2 separate regions of the Mus musculus genome follow, and region 2 is linked to region 1. A link is a loop called in an ENCODE intact Hi-C map of the cell type or tissue named here. Cell type or tissue: heart. All regions are shown on one strand.

Evidence for each region. Peaks named below come from ENCODE experiments on the same cell type or tissue, not always from the same donor. Only the 100,000 strongest peaks of a DNase experiment are listed, where the experiment ranks them.
Region 2: it touches region 1 in a loop (2.4-fold over the local background); 2 of 42 quality-filtered maps call a loop at or near these places.

The regions. Positions count from the first base shown.
Region 1 is chr6:34,546,054-34,554,053 of GRCm38, reverse strand. No RefSeq gene overlaps it. Among named protein-coding and RNA genes, the nearest start is that of Gm32942, 13 kb to the right of the region's middle. In heart, a CTCF peak has its summit at 4,847 (motif pointing left); no DNase peak of the experiment used is centred here; H3K27ac peaks cover 1,169 bases.
Region 2 is chr6:34,684,656-34,692,655 of GRCm38, reverse strand. Cald1 (caldesmon 1) reads right to left here. Exons shown (of 14, transcript NM_001347100.1): 3 at 6,582-6,693. The coding sequence starts at 6,652. Among named protein-coding and RNA genes, the nearest start is that of Gm13861, 35 kb to the right of the region's middle. In heart, a CTCF peak has its summit at 3,694; DNase peaks (open chromatin) are centred at 3,535 and 7,575; H3K4me3 peaks cover 329 bases; H3K27ac peaks cover 2,099 bases.

The DNA of each region.
Region 1 (8,000 bases):
GACAGGGAGTAGAAGACAGGTTAAGCAGGCTCAAGGGCAGGCACCTCCTATTTGATGAAGACAGCGATTCTTCGTAGTGAAGAGGCTCTAGAAACCCGAGGAACATAGCTAACCGTATCAGGAAGCATCTGCTCTGTAAGGTGTGTGGGGTCTGCAGGCCATGTTTAAGCTCATCTTCACATCAGTCAGGTCAGATGCGGTCAGCTATAGGCATCCGTTAGCTTTTCATTGGGAGATGGGGAGAGGAAGTCATTTTGTTTACCTGAAAGAATATGTGATTTCTCTTTGGAGCATCTGTGACAGGAAATTAAAGGCAGGGCAACATTGGCCCTTCAATCCTCTTTGACCATTAGATACCAGAAGAAGGCTTACATTCCCATCTACAGTGGAAAGTTCTGTGAGTTGGAAAGCTTGGAGCCAAATCTCCCTGGTAAAGGATGCTTCCTTCAGGACAAGATCTCATCTTGTCACTCTTTCTCATCCTTTAAGAAGAGCTCTTATACATTTTTGATCAGTGTCATGGTAGAATTTTTTTTTTCTTGGTTAAGTAACCCTCAATTGATGTCATCACAGGAACATGGCATGCATCGATGCACATGAGATATTTTGAAAGACCCCCCTCAAACCCTTTGTCCTGTGAGCTAGACTCACAGGGACCCCAGAAGTACAAATCTTTCTCAGAGTATAAAAAAGACCTAGGTTTGTATATAGCACTACCCCACTTAGAGGTTTCTTCTTGTAGACACCACCCTGTGAAACAAGAAAATTGGTCAAATACTTGGGAATATTACCATGCATTTGATGGCATGGTTATTTTATTCAAGAGTTTCTTCTAGGGGACTCCATTCTCTAATTCCTAGCACTGTATAATCCCAGGTGGCCACAGAGGTTTATCATAAATTCCAAATTCAACATTAAGATCCCTTGAAGAAATAACACAATGGTAGGTTGAGCCCCTGGGGCAGGATTTGGCAACCCCATAGCACTTGTGTGTCATTCCTCTTCCACCAAGAACAAGCTCCACCCAGGGCTGTGTGCACACACATGCAGAGGGCAGAGCACACACATGCAGAGGGTGGAGGGCTGGAGGGAAAGAATGAAACCACTCCCTTAGGAATGTTTGTGTGCTATCCAAATCAGGGTGCTGCATGATATCCACACACACTCACCAGATCATAGGCATGTGTGGACATTACCACTCAAGCTTGAGTTTCAAGGTTAACTCAGTAGCACACCCATCTAAACTCAGTTATTCAAATATACAGAGTGGCATCTGTTAATGTGCAAGTGAGTTTTTCCATCCAGAGCCCTCCAAATACTCTGACATGTCTAAACTGGGGACCCCGTGCTCGCAGAGGTGATGTGTCAGTATCCCGGCACTTCAAAGACATACACGTGGGCTGCATCTACTTGACACCACACATTTTCATGAAAACTGAAAACAACCTGTCTCAGACACATCTCCAGATGGTTGGCATTAAACAAAGACTCTTGGGTGGTACAATGTGGTGTGTGCTTGAACAAACAAAATGGATGAATTTCCTTGTGGATATTGGAAAGAAAAAGAAGACATAAAAAATCTGGCATATTGCATATAATTTTTAAGAGCTTGTTCTTTATAGGAAATGCTGTTTTGATGTAATAAAACATTAATAGCACCTCTTTTCTCTCCAACCAACCTCTTTGTGATCCAGATGTTCTGGTAAAGTCTTTCCATGTGATAGCCCAAGCCATGACAGAACTGCATATCAGCAACCTCTTAAAGTTTAATAAAATGTTTGGTTAAAAATAACCTTGTATAATATGTGCTTTATATGGTTACATACAGTTTTGTATATTAATATATCAAATTTATTATATGTATCATATATTCTGTCTTAGATATTGAAATGGTAGGTCAAGTATACTAATTATTTTATATAATTATGATATCATTTAACAGACATCATTAAGCATCTTTCTTCAGAACCAGGCTTATCAACAATAAAATCAATTTTATTGATTTCCCCTTTAAGCTAGCTGAGACAGGTAATATGAGCTCTCAGGTCTTCCCTCGGTCATGACAGTGGTAGAGACAGACAGCCAGGACACACACTCACTCTGGAGTCCCGTCCACTTCAAAGATCCATGCTACACAGCGGAGGCTAAAGGAAAGAGCTCGTGGAAATAAAAATTCCAGGGAAGTGGAGCAGAGGAGGGAGTTGAGACAGAGGTAGAGGCTGTCTTAGTTCAGCTGCTATAAATACCTTAAATGGGTTCCTTCACAAACATCTTAATTAAATACTTTAAACTGGTCCATTCATAAATATCTGAGTTAGGGTTTCATTGCTGTGTCAAGATACCATGACCAAAGCAACTCATACAAAGGAAAACATTTCACTGTGGCTGGCTTACAGTTTTAGAGGTTTAGTCTGTTATCATCATGGGAGGAAGCAGGGCGGTGTCCAGGCAGGGCTTATTATTCTTAGAAGCATCTCTATATGTTCTCTATGGCAAAAGATACCCTACAGCTTCTTTTATAAGCATTATAATCCCATTCGTGAGGGCAGAGCCCCCACACTTAGTACTCTCACATTAAGTATTAAACTTCAGTGTTTCGATGGAAGAGAATATCAACACAGTCTTTGCTAAGGTCCTGGGTGCACTTGTGGGCTAATCGGAAGTAGGAGAATGACTGTAGGGCTCTAGATCCAGTAAGGAGGAGAGTCAGAGTGAAACAGAGACAAAGATAGAGGTAGAAAGAACTGGGAGAGAAAAAAAAAAAGAACCAGGAGAGTTGGAGCCAAGACTCAGGGCAGACAGGAAGAGCGCATATATGAAGATTATATTTGGGGGCGGGGTGAAAAATCCCCCCACAGGTTCATCATAAGATTGAAAACTTTATTCCTAGCTGGGAGAGCTGTTCTGAGAGGTGGTAGAATGTTTGAGGGAAGGAATGTTGCTGGTAAAGGTGTGTCTTAGGTTGTCCTGTCTGGTAAGTGAAATCTTACGACTCATGTAAACTGAAAGTTGACTTTAACCCTAAAATCACCTTTTATTTTACTATTTTATAGCTTAGAACATTCTTAGTTATGGTAACCAGTGGCTAAAACTTAGCCTTTTTTCATTCTGAAAGATGACTAAGGCCAAAATGTTATAGACGAATCCACACAGCTGTTTCTGTGTTTCTTCAAAAGACATGGGCAGGGGAGAAGGACATTTTAAGACACGATTTACTACCAATCTAAGGGTCTTACACTGGATTTTCAGAAGTTTAAGCCACAGGGTAGTTAGTGTGTGGAGTTTGCTTTTGCTAATTGCACACTAATCCCTTTGTCAGCCATTTCTCTGCTTTCTGACATTTTTAATATTTGTGGCCAGTGCTGTCTGAACATTTATCAAAAGGATTTCTGGAAGCAAACAATGTCTACAGTTTTAGATGTGCTTGCTACTCTGTGTGATGTAACGAGAGCTCAGGCTCTGTGGCTCCACCCAAGGACGTAAACTAATAGTTCCTCCCACTGTGTCCACACAGAATATACTACCCACCCACTAGTCACCCACTAGCCACCCACTAGTCACCTACCAGTCACCCACTAGCCACCCACTAGTCATTCACTAGCCACCCACTAGCCACCCACCAGCCACCCACTAGCCACCCACTAGCCACCCACCAGCCACCCACTAGCCACCCACTCGTCCCTTTGAGGCCAGGTGGATGAGCAGATCGAGTTTTAGTGTCTTAGTCCTCCTGTTAAGTTGTCTTATCTTATTTAAAACCAAATAACAGGCAAGTTGTTGGCAAAGAGAAACTACAATCAGCTTATTTTAAACAAAGAGGTAAAAATACAAAACGTTATTCTGAAAGAGAACCTGGCTCTCACCTCGAGCAGCCACTGGTCTCACCTGGTACTCCTCAGGCAGATGACTCCAGTCTCTGTCCCTGTTTCTTTGTGGGTCTGATCACTTTCTGTCTGCCTCTTTCAAAGACTCCCAAGACTATATTCTAGATAATCCACCTAGATATCCCAGGATGGGCTCATCTTGGGGTTCTTAAGACAATTACAACCATTATTGGGGCTGGGGATAACATTTACAGGTTCCAGGGGTTAGGATTGGATATTCCTTGCACTTGGAAACAAGGTGAGCCTTTTGTGTCTGTTAACATTTTGTTGGATGAGACCAGAGCACAGAGGATCCACATACACTGGGCACCAACTGTTAGAAATAGGAGCACTGCAGAATCTAGAGGTTTGGGTGGGTACTGATATCATACCTGGTCAGGAAACAGGAATAATGAAAATTTGACATAACTCACTCATTTTGAAAATGTTCCTGAGATGTAGGTACAAATTGCAAACGAGGCAAAGTCACCCCTTATTCAGAACAGAGTTTGCATCCTCCCGGCAGTGTGTAGCATGAAAAGAGCTGGGCTAAACCTACGGATTAGTTCCACGGAGGAGAGAGGAACTGAGGAGATGACTGTCAACGTCTTTAGTGAGGTTCAAAAAATATTGGACTAAGGTAAGATTCCACCCAACAAAAGAAAGATTAGATTCAGGGTCTCAGGCAAAGCCGGAGAGGGTCATCCACCTGGCACCCAGACCAGGACAACAAACAGAAAAACCTAACCTCATCCTCGAAAAGGGAGGCCCGGGGGTGGGGGTTCAGCTGCGTCCTTAACCCCCAAGATTTGCTGGAACTGCAGACAGAAGGATACAGAAGCCAGAAGCCTGGGTGACCACAAGATCCTGACTATAGATATATTGATACTTCTCTATGTGTGGTGACTGATAAATGTCCTCAGAACCATCCATCCAGGCAGAGAAGGGGAAAGGTGAGAAAGCCAGCATGTTGAGCGCCCCCTGGAGGCCAGGCACACCTTCATGCTGAAGCATCACAGAGCTTTCAATTTTCTTTTTTTGCCCTTCCTCCTTTGGCACCTGGCTATGTCCATTTAACAAGGAGGGAAACTGAGGCATAGAGGGCCTGAGGATCTGGGGAGGCAGTATTGTACAGAAGAAAATCATGGTCCCTGGAGTCAGCTGAGGCTGATTTAGAGAGCTGCCGACAGCATGATTTAACCAAGTCACTTCAACACGTTACCATAAAAATAAAGCAAACTTGTACTGCATACGTAGCACTAACATTAACCCAGGCCTGCAGTAGGTGTGCAGTCCTTACAGTTATTTTCCTTTCTTCGTGCAAGGCCACAGAGTCACCGTGCAGCTCTGGGAGCTGGAGCTAGCCCTTCCTCCTGATGAGCCCAACCCCCCATGCGACTACATTCCTGACTTCCTGGGTGCGCATCCCAAGTCCCTTTCTCTACGGCCTTTCCCAGCAATGCCGGTCCTCCTATCCAAGAAATGAGCAGATGGTTCCTAAACAAGGCCTTTTTAGGGCTAAAGAGCCGCCTTCCCTGCAGCCTCTTCACTCTCACCCTGGGGGAAATCTAAACATGCTATGGCGAGCAGCTGGAACTCAGCGGCTGGCTGGCCCAGCTATTTCCCAGTGATTTTTCAGGCTCACAAGGGAAACCCTTGAAGGGAATCCCTCTGGCAGCGATGCCCATCCCTTTTATGGACACATTCTCTCTGTTACTACAGAGCAAGCCCTGGGCGTAGTTTTGGCATTCAAGAGGCCACAGATCTACTGGTTTTGTCCAAAAGGCAGGCATGCTCATCTGAACTCATAGCAGCAGCTTGATGTTAAAAGGTCTGTAGACCCCCTTGAGTGCCTGCTCTTTCACAGCTTTTCTCAGATTTAACAACTAGTAGGACACAGACACTAAGAGGATCTTTCTGTTTCCCAAATGAGTTTACTATCTCTAAATTGGGCTGGCTCACCCACAGCATGATTGAGGCTTTGGAGCATCGCTTGCATGGTTGAATGGTCAGCATCAGCCCTAGCCTCCACCCATCATGTGCCAATAACATGGCTCAACCCTATCCCCAAAGTTAGAACTTTCAAAAATATCTCCAAATATGCCTCCCGTCACCCACGAGACAATGCTGTTCCGGTCTAAGGGTCTTTATACAGACCATACATGAGGTTTAGTACTGGTTTGAGCTTGCAGTTTTCTAAACATTGTTAATGAATCAAATGGGAAATGTGTGTGTGTGTGTGTGTGTGTGTGTGTGTGTGTGTGTGTGTGTGTGTGTGTATGGGGGGATGTTTGTTAGTTTTATGTCACCTTGACACTAGCTAGAGTCATTTGGGGAAAAGGACTTTATTAATAGAGAAAATGTCTTCATAGGATTGGCCTACAGATCAAGATGTAGAACTCTCAGGTCCTTCTCCAGCACCATGTCTGCCTGTATGCTACCATGCTTTCTGCCATGATAGACTAAACCTCTGAAACTGTAAGCCAGCTTCAAGTAAATGCTTTCCTTGAAAGAGATGCTGTTTTCATGATGTCTCTTCACAGCAATAAAACCCCTAAGACAGTCATGTTTTTTATCACAGCAATGGAAAACTAAGACAATAGGTTTCAAGTATACTGGTTTTGAGAGCTCACCATCTTACTTCTAACTTAATATCACTACAAGAGGACCAATGAAAGACCCCAAGCCATCTTGACCCTTAATGGATCATAAGATAAAATTTTCCTAAAATATTAAAAGCTCAGGCCTATATACAGAAACTCAGCATGTTCTAAATGAACTTTACATATGTGACCTCACTTGTTCCTTGTTATAACTATGCAAATGTTAGAGTTTGGAACTCAAATGTTACCCCATGTGTTAAAGGGTTGATTGTCAATTTATGCTGCTATTAAGGGGCGGTAGTGGAGGTATGACCTTTAAGAGTGGTGGGGTCTGTCTAGTATAAAAAGTTAGGTCATGTTCTTATAAGGAATATTGAGATCTCTCTCTCTCTCTCTCTCTCTCTCTCTCTCTCTGCCATCATGATGTGCTGCCATGAACACAGCAGAGAAAACAATCATGGATTGAAAACATAACCCAAAATAAATCTGTCTCCTTTTAAGTTGTTTATACTTAAGTGTGTTTTCACAGAAAGCTAACATAAGATGTAGGAGAATACACACACACACACACACACACACACACACACACACATATATATGTGTGTGTATACATATATATTCAGCATGTTATATATATGTGTGTGTGTGTGTGTGTGTGTGTGTGTGTGTGTGACATGACAAGGTAGGTCAATTAATTTATTATGGTCAGTCTGCTGTGGTCTCATACAGTCATGCTTGATGCCCAGAATGTTAGGTGACAGCTAATGTTAGCAATCAACTACTGCCCCTGGCTGGACTGAGTTAGTTTAATGATACTGTTTTCATTGCAGACAGTATTGTAGAGAGAGAGTGCATGGAGCCTCTTGGGTTTAGGCATGTGATCTTTTCCTTCAGGTTATATGCAAGATTTGCCTCCTGAATGGACTTTCTTCTCTTCTGAAGTTAAGGCCTTAGTTACTTTCTATCACTGTGAAGCGAGACCATAAGCCAGAAACCATTTAATAGAGACTTGCTTACAGTCTCCCAGGGTGTGTCCATGACCACCATGATAGAAAGCATGGAGACAGATGGGCAGGCTTGGCACTGAGCAGTAGCTAAGAGCTTACATCTTATCTGAAAGTTGAAGGTAGAAAGAAAGCTAGCTGGAATGATGTAGGCTTTTAAAACCTCAAAGATTACGCCAGCAATACACCTCCTTCAACACAGCCACCCCTCCTACAATAAGGCCATACTGCCCAATTCTTACCTAACAGTTCCACCAACTGGGGATCGGACTTTTAGATATATGAACCCATGGGGGCCAGTCTCATTCGAGCCACCACATCCTTCTAGTCCACAGTCCCTCTGATTCCCTCCTTCCTTGTCTGTTAGCTCCCCAGATCACTGTGACTGTGGCTCGTTATTAGATCTCAGTTCAATACGTGTAAATGCAGACCAGCTGGGTTCTCAGACGACATCAGGCTTCCTTTGGAAAGACAGTCTTGAAACGTCAATCTTCCTAAATTCAAAAAGAAAAGAAAAGAAAAAAGAAAAG
Region 2 (8,000 bases), 140 kb before region 1:
CCAAAACGGTTCTATGACTTTTCCAAATGGCCTCAACAGCTAGAGACGAAGTGTTCAAACTCGGGAGTCTGAAAAGGGGGAGGGGGGAATCCATGCACACTGTAATCACGGCGACTGGAAAGTACCGAGTTTTGTCCATTTCCCTACATCCGAGTTGGACTGAAATGAAACAGTTTGAAATATGCATAAGAGGGGGCTAGAGAGGCGGCTCAGGGGTTAAGATGGCGTGCCTTGCGCTCTTCCAGAGGACCCGAGCTTTCTTCCCAGAAAGCTAGTTGGGTGGCTCTTGTAACTCTAGCTTCAGGAGATCTAGCATCCTCTTCTGGCCTTAAGACATATACATAAAACTCTAAGAAGTGTTTTTAAGTAGCCTTCAAACTAGAAGGACTTTAATAGGAAATACAGAAACAAAATTCAATACCAAAGGCTAGTCGTTCCCCCCACCCCCCACCCCACACACACCCTCCTTTTCTGTTCTTTTTCTTCTTTCTGGAGTAATCAATCTTCTAAGAGAACATTTTTGGGCAAATGTAAGTACCTTAATGATTTATACAGTTTCAAAAGAATGTTTCATTTAACTTCCTAATGGAAAATAATGTTCTGCTCAGACATCTTAAAATGTATTTTTAAAGACTTGTACTTGAGACTCAAGGTCATGATCTAAGCATTCTGAATAAGTGTTCTCATGTGGACTTGTCTGTACTCTAACTGTCAATGGGCCTTGGTATTAAATCATGGGGGAAAAACATCAATGATACAGCTCTAGAAGGGGATTTCTGTGGATCAAATGGATTTTTAAAACTTGCTTGTTTTTCTAGAGCAGTAAAAATATTTACTTTCAAATGTCTAATCATCGGGATATTTCAGAAGCCCATAAAAATGTATGACGGATAAAAACAGCTAGCATGTTTTCTTTTGCTTTATTTATGTCTCTAAGTCTTGGAATCTGATAACAGTTCTACAATAGAGGCCTTTCTTCTGATGGAAAGAGGAGCTGCCACTGGGTGTGGAAAGCATATGCCCGGGAATGTAGTGAGTTCATGACTTGAAAAGTGAGAGCCCTGGCCCTGTGCTTGGTGCAGAGGAAGTCTGACACAGAGTGTGGCCACCAGAGACCTGCTCCCAGAGAGCAGCACCACCAAGGGTTGTTTCACGGGAGAGACACCCCATGAAAGAACGGCTCAGGGTGAACCCGTTGCCTCTTCCGTCTGACAGAAACTTGACAGCCATCAAACCCACTCACCGTTCTTCACAAAACAGCAAATCCCGGCTTCCTAGTTCAGGGTGCTCACATTCTCCGAGATGTATAAATGACAATGATAGTTTTGACTTTTTTAGGTTGTGTTGTTGCAGAGAATCAAATTAACTAATAATCATTAATAGTGATGTCTACTGTTGCAAAATGCTAAGTGCTGTGTTAATGCTTCCTCATATCTCCTCAGCCTGTAAGAATCTATGAAGTAGATACTTCCGTTGCTCTCATTTTATACAGGGGCAAGCAGAAAACTGGAAGGATTGGTTGTCTTACCAGTGCTCACTCAGCCTTAAGGGATAGGCCGAGGATCAATCCCATAGGCCCTACTGCCAAAACCCATGACCATACCTGCTAAGCTTACCATCTTTGATCATGATACTGCTGAGTGTTCCTTCATTTATATAGAACAGTGGTTCTCAAACTTCCCAGTTCTGTGACCTTTTAAAACAGTTCCTCATGTTGTGGTGACCCCCAACCATGACATTATTTCATTGCCACTTCATAACTGTCATTTTGCTACTGTTATGAATCATAATGTAAATATCTGATATGCGACCCTTGTGAAAGGGTTTTTCAATTCCCAAAGGGGTTACAACCCATAGATTGATAGCTGCTGTTATAGAACATACATACCTATATATCTGTATTTATGTCCTTATGACTTCCAGCTAAGTTTCCTGCTGTGCTGTTATTAGTCCTCATTTACTGGATACATTTTAAAGATATAAAAGATCTCTGTATTAAAGTAGGATAAAACAATGCCTCTGCAAAAGTATGGATCCTTTCCTAAAAGCCTGTGCATCTACAGTCAGCACTAAGTCCAGGAAGATGCAGAGGAAGTGACACAGAAGCAGGTGGCTGCAGTTTTGTGATGATGAGCATGATGCCCTGAGAACATCAGAGATGCCAGGGGAGAGTGAGAGGTGGGGGAGGGGAGGGAGGGAGGGAGGGAAAGAGAGAGGAAGGGAGGGAGAGGGAGGGAAAGAGAGAGGAAGGGGGGGAGGGAGGGAGGGAGAGAGAGAGAGGAAGGGAGGGGGAGGGAGGGAGGGAGGGAAAGAGAGAGGAAGGGAGGGGGAGGGAGGGAGAGAGAGAGAGGAAGGGAGGGGGAGGGAGGGAGGGAGGGAAAGAGAGAGGAAGGGAGGGGGAGGGAGGGAGAGAGAGAGAGAGAGGAAGGGAGGGGGAGGGAGGGAGGGAGGGAAAGAGAGAGGAAGGGAGGGGGAGGGAGAGAGAGAGGAAGGGAGGGGGGAGGGAGGGAAGGAGAGAGAGAGAGAGAGAGAGAGAGAGAGAGAGAGAGAGAGAGAGAGAGAGAGAGAAGAGAGAGAATGCAAAAAACCCAGAAACAGAAAGAGTAGCAGAATAGATGTGGGCAGCTGTTTGTTCCCATGAGGCTAACAAAAGTAAATATTTATTTATTTACACATTCATTTGCTCAAACAGGCAATTGATTAAAATGCCATTGAGCTTGAAATGTATACAAATAATGCCTTTTGCTTAGAAACATCACATTAAGATTTTTCTCTGGTTATGCACAGATCCCCTTCTGCCAACCGAAACGTCTTTCTTATGCTTTTGGTCAAGATCTCTCTAATCTAATATGGTCTTCCTGACTCCTGGCACACTATCCCTACAGGTGACTGTTGGTCTCTACAGGTCTGGGCAGAACCTTGCACTTTATAGATACTCTTTCTATATGTATATGTGCATTTGTTATAGCACTTCATTTATTTATCCAGTTTTGTGGTGCTGGAGATTGAACCTAAAGCCTGAGTATGATGGTCAAGTATTCCAACCCCGAGAAAATTACCCAGTCCTCTGCCCCGAACAGAGCATAGAGCAAAAGAGATGCCTGATAAAATGTGTTGAGAACAAACGAATGCATCTGTAGCCTTGACCCTTGGACCAACTTTATCTGCATTGACTCTACTGCCATTCCGAAGCTGGCATGGCTTCTTTTTATTCTCCATATCCAGATGACAGTTAATTCTTCCCCTGCCTGGCCCTAGGTATATTTTATAGGGCCTTAGAACTGTCTTTTAAAAAAAATGTAAGATTCTGTATTACGTATTTGATTTCAAATCAAGCAATATCTGACTTATTGCAAACAGAAGTAGACAATTCCAAAAGCAAGAGGAAATGACCTCTGATTCCCTTGAGAAAGCACTCATTCCTGTGACAAAGGAAGCCAGGGTCTGGCGTTAAAGGAAGAGGAAGGGACTTGCCTAAGGTCTTACATGCCCTTTGTCCTCAGATCTGAACTATGATTTTTAGATAGCCCTGGATTCCTGGTTTGGCCATCTGTTTCCTGGACACACCCTGAACTTGCCATGGAATCTTGCTGGACCATAAAGTCTAACTTTCACTACTGCCATAAATGATCATTTTACCAAATGCTGATGGAGGTTGACCTAATTCCAGCACAGCAGACCTATACAGTGCCCCTTGAGACACAAACAGGTAAAATCAGTACAAACATAGGGCCATTGTTAAGAACAAGCAGAAATGTAGACAGAAGTGTTGGTTAAGCAATATTTGAATAAAGATGCATGTATTTGTTTTAGGTTATTAATGGCGCCTAATTAAGCTTTGGCATACAGGCTTTTTTACAACCAACACTAACAGAAGATAAATCCTTGTTCACACATCACCACCACCCTGGGAAGCATGAACGGAGCAGCTGTGTGGCCAGTTCTTAGAGTTCTGGCTATGAGAAAATGAAGCTTATTCACCCTACGTCGCAGCCTGGCTTAAACCACTGTGAGATGCTTCTCACTGCCTGTTGGTGTAGAACTCCATCTAACGAGGTGCACACTCTGCTCTGCCATCCCTCTAGCCCCAGCGTTCTTCAGGGTTACTCCTCTGCTCATCTGCTTTCTGTACTCTTGTTTCCTATGAGTCTTTGAGATACAGAAGTGTCTGCTGATCACCTTCGTTTCTCCCATCTCTGTTCAGACACTTCGTCTTGATCAGTCCTCGGTAGGCATTTGCTGGGTAGATTGAGAACTCAAGAATCCAGGAGAATCCCAAGGCCAGTAGCACTGAATTAGGCAGAGGAAGTAGAGGTGTGTTCCTCCTGTCTAGGTGGTGTCCACAAGTCTTCAATGTCCTCTCAATTTCAGGTCTGCTCCTTCCCTAGGTCTTCTCTGTCTCTCTGCTATGTTGCTCCCTGTGATGTTTCCATTATGCCCTTATGATCTCTTACTCTCTCATATGAGCTTTTGGGGGGTGGGGGAGGATATGACTTCAGCTTTTTTTATTGGCAATGGGTTTGTCCCAATGGACCTATCTTATACGATTTTCTCTTCTTTCTGAATAAAAATCCAAGTTTCCTGTCTTCTAACATCTGGGGGGAAATCCCCATGTTGATGTGGTTTCTACCTGAAATTCAACACTATGACCATGACCACCAAGAATAGAGTCTTCTCACCTTTCTCCACTGGAGACGAGGCCGAGACTTTTCTTGACGATGCCTGATAAACATGCATGGAGAATGGATGAAGGCATCTGCAGCTCTGAGCCTTGGAAGCGCTCTATTTTAGGTTAACTTACTATAATAATTCGGAACTGGAGCTTACAGTCTTCAGACTGAGTTGTCCCTGCTCCTGACAGGTTTGCTGATTGCCACGTGGGATCTCTTTCCTCCCTCCGACTGCTCTGATTCAGGCTCTCACGACTGTATGCTTGATGCCAAGTCTCTAAATCTCAGTCCACCGTAACTAACCGTTACCACCACACTCTCATCCCTAGTGAGGGTCCTAAGATGCCCTTCCTCTCAAGCTCCCTGCAGCAGATTCTTTCTCCCTGGAGCTTTGCTTGTCTCGTTTTCACACCTAGTCAGCCTCTCCTACCCCACTCTGTCATTTCTACTGATAAACTGTATTCCTTGCAGTAATTTTAGGTTCAAAGAAAAGTTGAGTGGAAATGGCAAGTCTTCCATGCTGCCCTGTCCCCTCCCCTCCCCAGTTGCAGCCGCAGCCTCTGCCATTATCAGCATCCCATACACAGTGCTGTACTTGTGACTGTGGATAATGTAGGTACACACATGTCATTCCACTTTGATTCCATAATTTGCATTGAGTTCCAGCGCAGTGGCACGCATCTGCCATCATACTATCTCATGGGTGGTTTTGCGGGTCTAACATCCTGTGCTCTGCCTGTGTGCTCCTCCCTCCCTCCCTCCTGTCCAGCTCCTGGCAACCACCGGTCCTTTGGTCATTTCCTTAGTTTTGTATGCTTTAAATTTTTAATTATTAACTATTATTTTAAAGTCGGATAGATACATTTTCTATGTTGGATGCATTCCCCTCTGTCCCTCCCTCCTTTTATTTTATTGACGCTCTGTTTTAGACAGCTTCCGTTTTACTTATCTCCACAATTACTTTTTCCGTAGCATACCACAACTCTCAACAAAACTTCTGTGAATAGTTTAATCTCAGGGTGACAATAGTCTTTCCTTCACTTGGCATTCATATTAATTCCCAGCTATCCAGCCGTTGTTTATTACTTAGATAGGATTGTTATTAATAATGGTTGATAACAATAACAACAGCTTTTCAGTTTTGTACGGCAGGGCTGCGGTAGGTCATTTGTACCCACTATGCTTTGCATCTGTGCACTGGAATTACTGGCATGCAAAACCTTGGGGCTTGTTTCTCCCTGTGAATACTTGGTACGCTTTCCTTAAACTACTGATCGAAGCCACATCATTAGAGGCCACTGTCCTTCTGTCTGAGGCCTAACTAAATGTTAAGATACACATTTCCACCCTCGATGTCACATGTCAATGCTTCATTTTTCCAACCACCTGTCCCCTAAGTCACCACCTCAAAGGCTGCCCCACACATTCCAACAGCTTCCAACAGCCCCCACATCCTCCCCAGTCACTCAGACCATCTGTAGTAACCTTCCTGATGCAGACGGCCAGGCAACGGTTTTTCTAATAAGAATCAAATCTGAGCTAAGACTCTTCTGGGGCTTGCCAAACTGCTTCTGATAGCCAACAGTCAGCATCTTCTGTCATTCCAGTGTTATGGGTGATTTGAAGCCTTTATCTTTATGTATTATCTTTTACCATTACAAATTCTACAATGTTCAGCCTCCATAAATACGAAATTATCTGATTCTCTCTGATCTCCATTTTTCTTGAAATGTGTTTTTTTTAAATGCAAAATTTAGACTTTTAGCAGGAAAAATACTTACACCCATAACTGCTTTTTACAAATAGTTTGATGTGCAATATGGACACAACTGGCCCTTCAGAGGGCAGAGTCCTTGTGATCTGAAAACAAGGTTGCTGGTGATGTGAATATCTGTTATCCTGGATCCTTACCTTTCTGCCTCCAGCCGCATCTCCTCCCTCTTTTGTCTCCTGAGTTCTCTGCGACGTTCAAAATCATCCATAGTGAGGTTTCGGGTTTAGGGAACCCAGATAATATCTTGATCTAAAGGAAAGAGGCGGAGTCAAGATCACCAAGGAGTCATGAGCCCCTGATTTAGTCCCTCCCACCCCACACCATCATCTTTTCTTTATTTTTAAGAAAAACACCTTAGAATACGGCTAAGGCAACCAGTGGTCAATTGCTGACCTCAAACAGAGTGCACCTTCATTCTAAAAGCTATTAAAACAAGTAAGAGTGCAGATTACATTTAAAAAGTAAGAAGGAATCTCAGGAGACAGAAATATTGATAGCATGGCCTCAGAATGGCTGGATGATCCAGCCCTTTGTCTCTCGCTGAACTCCAGACAACACTTACACCCAAATGAACAAAGAACAAGACAGACAGCGAAAGAAAGACTGAGAGGAAAATGGGCAAGAAAAGAAGTATGTGTGTGTGTGTGTGGGGGGGGGGCAGACAGAGGAAAGGAGAAATCAGACAATGCTGCACGCAGGCATCGTTTGCATAGTCTGGAAGTTAGTTAGCACTGTTTTTGTTTGTTTGCTTGTTTGTTTTAAGTATGCAGAAATCATGGGAGAAAAAAAAATCCCTAGGAAGCAGTATTTTAGAAGGCAGCTAAGTTTTGATCAAACTGTCTTCAGAGCTCAAAAATCCTGGCTCTCTCCAGATGTAATCCAACCGTTTGACCCTTTCCTACCTCCTCTGAGATGACTTTGATTCTGGAAGAATTTCCAGCTCTTCAGATGCTGAGCCTGCTTCCGCTGTGTATCTGTGCCATGCAGTCAAATATTCCAGAATCTCCCTTCGGCCCCCAAACCCAAAATGACTCCCAGGAAAGGGGAAGCGGGCTCCTGTCCCCGCTCTGTTTACAGAGCTGTCAGTGGTTAGTTAAACTAGCCTGGAATCTGGCATTTAAGGCGTGCTGGAAGATTGTTTCCTGTGCAGAGCAGGAGGCCTCCACTTCCTCTGGATTCCTAGGCGCTCGCTTGGCTGCACTCAGCTCACAAAAATATTTTCCAGTGCCTTCTATGTAGATGAGCTGAGCCATTTGTCCAGAGCAAGAAAATCGGTGTGGTAAAAACCCCAGAACCATCATAGGATGGCATCTTTGTTTGGAAAAGATTTCAGGAAAAAAATAAAATAAAAAGAATCTGAAATAAATTGGCACAGAAGGTTTTTGCCCTCACCACTTTCATAGTGCATAAAAACAAAAATCAAATCTCAGCCAACAAAAATAAAACCATGCAATGTTTGAGATTTTTCACACTTCCCGCATCCTCTACGGTATTAAACTCTTTATGCATCTTTAGAAACTTGGATTTGGTTTTTTATTGGGAGTTTAAAAAAAAAA